2 separate regions of the Homo sapiens genome follow, and region 2 is linked to region 1. Evidence: read pairs that join two places in POLR2A ChIA-PET (ENCODE). Cell type or tissue: Panc1. All regions are shown on one strand. Links, peaks and the distances in the headings refer to the core of each region. The heading gives the core; the rest is flanking DNA.

The links. Peaks named below come from ENCODE experiments on the same cell type or tissue, not always from the same donor. Only the 100,000 strongest peaks of a DNase experiment are listed, where the experiment ranks them.
Region 2: POLR2A ChIA-PET joins it to region 1 with 10 read pairs; 3 of 35 experiments call an interaction of 5 or more read pairs at or near these places.

The regions. Positions count from the first base shown.
Region 1 is chr10:92,993,780-92,996,597 of GRCh38, forward strand. The region is part of intron 18 of EXOC6 (exocyst complex component 6); the gene reads left to right. Among named protein-coding and RNA genes, the nearest start is that of CYP26C1, 66 kb to the right of the region's middle. In Panc1, for the core only: no CTCF peak of the experiment used is centred there; no DNase peak of the experiment used is centred there.
Region 2 is chr10:92,895,416-92,898,233 of GRCh38, forward strand. The region is part of intron 4 of EXOC6 (exocyst complex component 6); the gene reads left to right. Among named protein-coding and RNA genes, the nearest start is that of EXOC6, 48 kb to the left of the region's middle. In Panc1, for the core only: no CTCF peak of the experiment used is centred there; no DNase peak of the experiment used is centred there; H3K27ac peaks cover 1,158 bases.

The DNA.
Region 1 (2,818 bases), core at 275-2,774:
AAACTGAGGGTTGGTGGTTTGTGGTTTATTGTTCCTGTGATTGGCATTAAAAGCCTTATTTCACAGCTTGCAGTGAGGGACTATTGGGTAAAGAGTGGCTGTGTTCCACAAACTAAATTCAAAAAGTGTCAATCAAGGTCTCACATAGGTTACTTAGAGAATGAGTTTTCTTACTGATTTCACCAAATGTCGCCTCATGCTGTCTTTGATTGGCACAGCCTGGCAGGGAGGATGGATGAATCTGTCACCGGCTGGTTAATTGTGTTACTGGTCTCAGTCTGACATCAGGTCTTTGACTCTTAAGTGGCTCAATACAAAACAAATTAGCAGATTGTAGTCATATTTCTCATTCTATATGCTTTGACTTTGTTGAATGCAGTCCATAAATCATATTGACTGACACACAAGTAAATGATGAAAGCTGTTTTTGAGACATGAATCTAGAAAGCAGCACTGTGAAGGTGCCATGGAAGGATGCATATGGTTGACCCTTTGGGAATTTCCTAGGAGCCAAATGTCTCTTTACCACAATTGTTCTTAGAAGAAAAGCTTTTCGGTAATGCAAAAAGGATCTAATATGTCAGCAGATTCTCTTTTACAAGTCCTTTGAAATATAAGAAGTTTGTCTAAGGGTTTTCTCTCTTTGCAAGTTGTTTTCAGCCAAATGTTAGAGCAGGGTAAAAAAGTAGTTAACTTTAAAAGCTTAGCAGGTGTTTTTACTTATTTATTGAACTTTGTAGAGAGAGGGAAAATGTTGGTAATAGTTGCAATTAATTTTTCAGATGAGGGCAAGAGAAATTTTGAGGTGCTTGAAATTTATTAAATGTGCTGTGTTTTCTCAGTCACTTCACTTAATTATTTTGGCTTTTTTTGTTAATGTTAAAAACTAGAGCGTCTCTAATGAAAAGGGCTAGTTTTTAAAAGATCGTTGTAAAAGTACTCAGACTATTTTTATTCTAGAAAATGATATATTATTAAAGGCATCAATAATAATAATAATAATAATAGTGTTCAGAAGATTATACCAGAGTGTGCCAATGGCTATAGACATTAAAAATAAATTTTCAAATATATTTTCGGGTGTGTAAATTTTTGGAGTGTTAACATTTCTATCTAAAAATATGTAGTACATGAAGTTTAAGAATAGTTGTATACATTTTATAGTTACAAAGTAGACATTTAAAAAATATTGTATAATCTTATGGAATATAACTTTTAAAAATTTTAAAGAATCTGAACTTTTGATATTGTGAACTTAAATTTTGAGCTATTTATTTCATCTGAAGATTTATAAAATATTTTATAAATATTTTAATCTTCTATCTTTGAGAACAATAAGCCTGGATTTAGTATGCCTAATCAAAAGAAATTCAATGTTAGGATTTTAGTATTACGCATGATATTTAAATAAAGAGCTAAATTTGTGTGTGTGTATGTATGTGTGCATGTGTGTTTTCATTACTTATTTCCACCAGGTTTCTGGAATAGCCTGTGTCTACTCTTACCATCGTTTTCAGCTCCAGTGCTATTGCTATGTAATCATTTGTAGCGTCTGAACCCATGTTAAATTTTAAAAGTTTACATAAAACAATACCACTTATATTGTACAGTGTGTTTGCTTATGAAATTAATTTAATAGTAATTTTCTGGCAATTTATTAATCAGCTTTTGTAGTTAGTACATGATAGTGGCAGCATGCATAGGACATGGAGCTGATTTGATGGAGAAGCACATTAAACTAAAATGCACTAGTTGTTCCATTAGGTCAAAATGACATTTCCATTAAGTATTCTGAAGCCTATTACATTGTAATTAAATGACATGCCATTGATTTCTCCTTTCTCTGCTTCCCCACTTCTCATTCATATTGATATTATTCTGCTTGGGGAATGGAGCTGCATGTCTCCCAGACTAATTCCTCTTGAGTTTGGGGGATCTTGGATCATGCTGGGTTTTGCATTGTTTGTTACATTCCTTTTTGGCAGTTCATCAGTATCTGTCAAATATATTGTTTGCATCGGCTTTTATCTCTTAAGTTTTCGATTGAGAAATTGACATTCCGTTTCACATATGCAGTTTTTCACTGTGCATAGTGTCTAAATGCAAAAAACTCATTCAAAAAGTTGTTTGTTTCTAGTCTGACTTTTAATGTGTGATTTAACAAATGTTGTAATAAGCATCTTGAAAATGTATTTATGTTCTTTATTACCTTTTTCACAAATCAACCCTATGTAATATGTTTTTGTACTAATATATTGTAACATTTCTGTTTGGGAGATTTTGGTCACGATTTTGTAGCTTTCTGGCCTTTGAGATAAGTAGGAAAAATATAATTATCAAATATGACTGGGTAAATATTTGTTAATGCAAACGAGGCAAAACATGGCATGTCTTCCAAAAGTAATTATTTCTGATGATATTCATAGATCTTTGAATCCTATCATAGTAGTCATTCCATCATGAAATCACATGATTGTCAGTTGAAGGTAGCCATCCTAGGAGCAGTATTATGCAGGAGAACTTTACCTAAAAGAGTTTTTATAATATTTTAAACCTCTAGTTGAAATGCAAAACCTGTTTAAAAAAATAATTTATCTTTGGGAGGCCAAGGCGGGCGGATCACAAGGTCAGATCGAGACCATCCTGGCTAACATGGTGAAACTCTGTCTCTACTGAAAACACAAAAAATTAGCCAGGCGTGGTGGTGGGCACCTGTAGTCCCAGCTACTTGGGAGGCTGAGGCAGGAGAATGGTGTGAACCCAGGAGGCAGAGCTTGCAGTGAGCCGAGATTGCGCCAGCCCTGGCCACAGAGTGAGA
Region 2 (2,818 bases), core at 91-2,590, 99 kb before region 1:
GTCACTTAGCAGGTTGTTTTTGCTTTGCTCACAATCTCATTGTGCTGATAAGGTAAGAAAAACATCAAAAGAGCTGGATCTTCACCATTCTTGCCTTTCCTCCTGTATTTTGGAAACGCTGTTTCTGGTCTCTTTGTTAGGGCTAAATATTACTTGGGCATCAGATAAATTCCGAGGAAATTAACTAGTATTTTCTTTACCTGGATTTAATATACTTTAAGTTGGATGCATTCTGTTCAAACAAAAGGAAGCAGGTATATGACTTTTTTTCTTTTTATTTATTTTAATTTTTAATTTTTTTAGGGATAAAGTCTCACTCTGTTGCCCAAGCTAGAGTGCAGTGGCATGATCATAGCTCACTGCAGCCTTGAACTCCTAGGTTCAAGCAATCCCCTTGTCTTAGTGTAGTGTTGGGATTACAGGCATGAGCCACCACACCCGGCCTTTTTTTTTTTTTTTTTTTAAATATAGTAAGCTGAATCCATCTTTTGTCCCATTTTTAAACTTATTATTTTTTTTTTAGGAAGGAGCCTAAACCTCCATATTCAGCAGAATAGAATGAGATGATGAGATGTTTTATATTATATATATATGTGTATATATGTGTATATATATGTGTGTATATATATGTGTATATATATGTGTATATATATGTGTATATATATGTGTATATATATATGTGTGTATATATATGTGTATATATATGTGTGTGTGTGTGTGTGTATGTATGTGTATATATATATATATATATATATATATATATATATTTTTTTTTTTTTTTTTTTTTTTTTTTTTTTTTTTTGGCGGAGTCTCACTCTATCTCCCAGGCTGGAGTGCAGTGGTATGATCTCTGCTCATTACAACCTCCACCTTCTGGGCTCAAGTCATTCTCCTGCCTCAGCCTCCTGAGTAGCTGGGATTATAGGTGCCACCACCATGCCTGCCTAATTTTTGTATTTACAGTAGAGGTGGGGTTTCACTATTTTGGCCAGGCTGGTTTCAAACTTCTGGCCTCAAATGATCTGCCTGCCTCGGCCTCCCAAAGTGCTAGGATTACAGGTGTGAGCCACTGCACCCGCTATATGCTATTTTTATGATGTAAATTTAGCTTAGACTACAAATTATATTGTTAAAACTGTTAGCAGATTTTATTGGCTAAAAAAATTGTAGTATTATTATTATTATTATTTGAGACAGAGTCTCACTCTGTTGGCCAGGCTGGAGTGCAGTGGCTGAATCTTGGTTCACTGCAACCTCAGCCTCCCAAGTAGCTGGGATTACAAGCATGCGCCACCATGCCCGGCTAATTTCAGTATTTTTGGTAGAGGTGGGGTTTCACCATGTTGGGCAGGCTGGTCTCAAGCTCCTGGCCTCAAGTGATCCATCCACCCCAGCTTCCTAAAGTGCTGGGATTACAGGTGTAAGCCACTGCGCCTGGCCTGTTTTTTGACTTGTGAGAATAGCTTTTCTTTTTTTTTAGAATCAATGAAATTCTACTCAGCTTAATCTCTGATGGACCAGGTATATTTACGTAAAAACTTTGAGTAAATAAAATGTTGGCTTATTATGTTAAGTTTCAGGGTTGAGAAACCTATTTCCTTATAGTCATGTTTAATAATACCTCTTTGCCACCGTCAGGTGCATTGTAATAGCCATGAAGATGTCCTCTAAGTTTGAATGTTTTGTCCCTGTCTGATAATAAACCTTAAAAATTGGGTACTGATGGAATGAGCAAGAGCCAAATTCAGCTTATTCCCCTACTGGGCTATGTAAAATAGAGAAATAAAGGGAAGTAGAGGTCAGCCGTTTGTTACTGCTACTGTCTTCGTTTTTAAGGCTAGGCCGCAACTCTTAGTTCATATAAGTATTGTGTTCCTAATGGCCACCTCCAGAACTACCTGCTTTCCTCTATTCATCTTTCTGTCCTACTATCCACTTATAAATGTGTGTGTGAGGCATCATGGTAGGTATTGGAACTATAAAGTTGGAAATGACACAATCTCAGCTTTTGAAGGATCCTACAATCTGTGAAAGGAAAATAAATCTTGGGACCCCAAAATCACTAAGCCAAGAAAAAAGTCAAGCTGGGAACTGTGTCAGGCAAACCTGCCTCCTATTTTCCTCCTGAATAAGATAGGTACAAAGATAAGAAGCTACATACTCCCTCACAATTTGCCCACTGGAAATTCCTTATGGACAAAGGACAGACAGAACACAAAGTCATCCCTCTGAGGCTCACCTGAGACAAATCCATATCTGATTGCTTCCTCTGCCCTTTTATTTGTATAAAAATGCAGATTCACTGGGCCAGACTAAATTGTATATTCAGTGGAAGGCTGATCAAGGACTCAAAAGAATGCAACCTTTTGTCTCTTACCTTCTTCTAATCTGGGAGCCCCCACTTCTGAGTTGTCCTGCCTTACCAGACTGAACCAATATACATCTTACACGTATTGATTGATGTCTCATGTCTCTCTAAAATGTATAAAAGCAAACTGTACGCCTGACGACTTGGGCACATGTTTTCAGGACTTCTGAGACTGTGTCATGGGCATGCCCTTAATCTTGGCAAAATAACTTTCTACATTGACTGAGACCTGTCTCAGATACTTGGAGTTCACAGATCTTATGGGAATAAAGACACGTAAGTCATCAGTTGCAGTGCAGTTGCCTAACTCCTCCGTGGATTAGGAGGAGTATGAAAGGATGTGAGAAGTCATAGCTTGGGCATGGTGACTCATGACTGTAATCCCAGCACTTTAGGAGGCTGAGGTGGGAGGATCATTTGAGGCCAGGAGTTTGAGAACAGCCTGGGCAA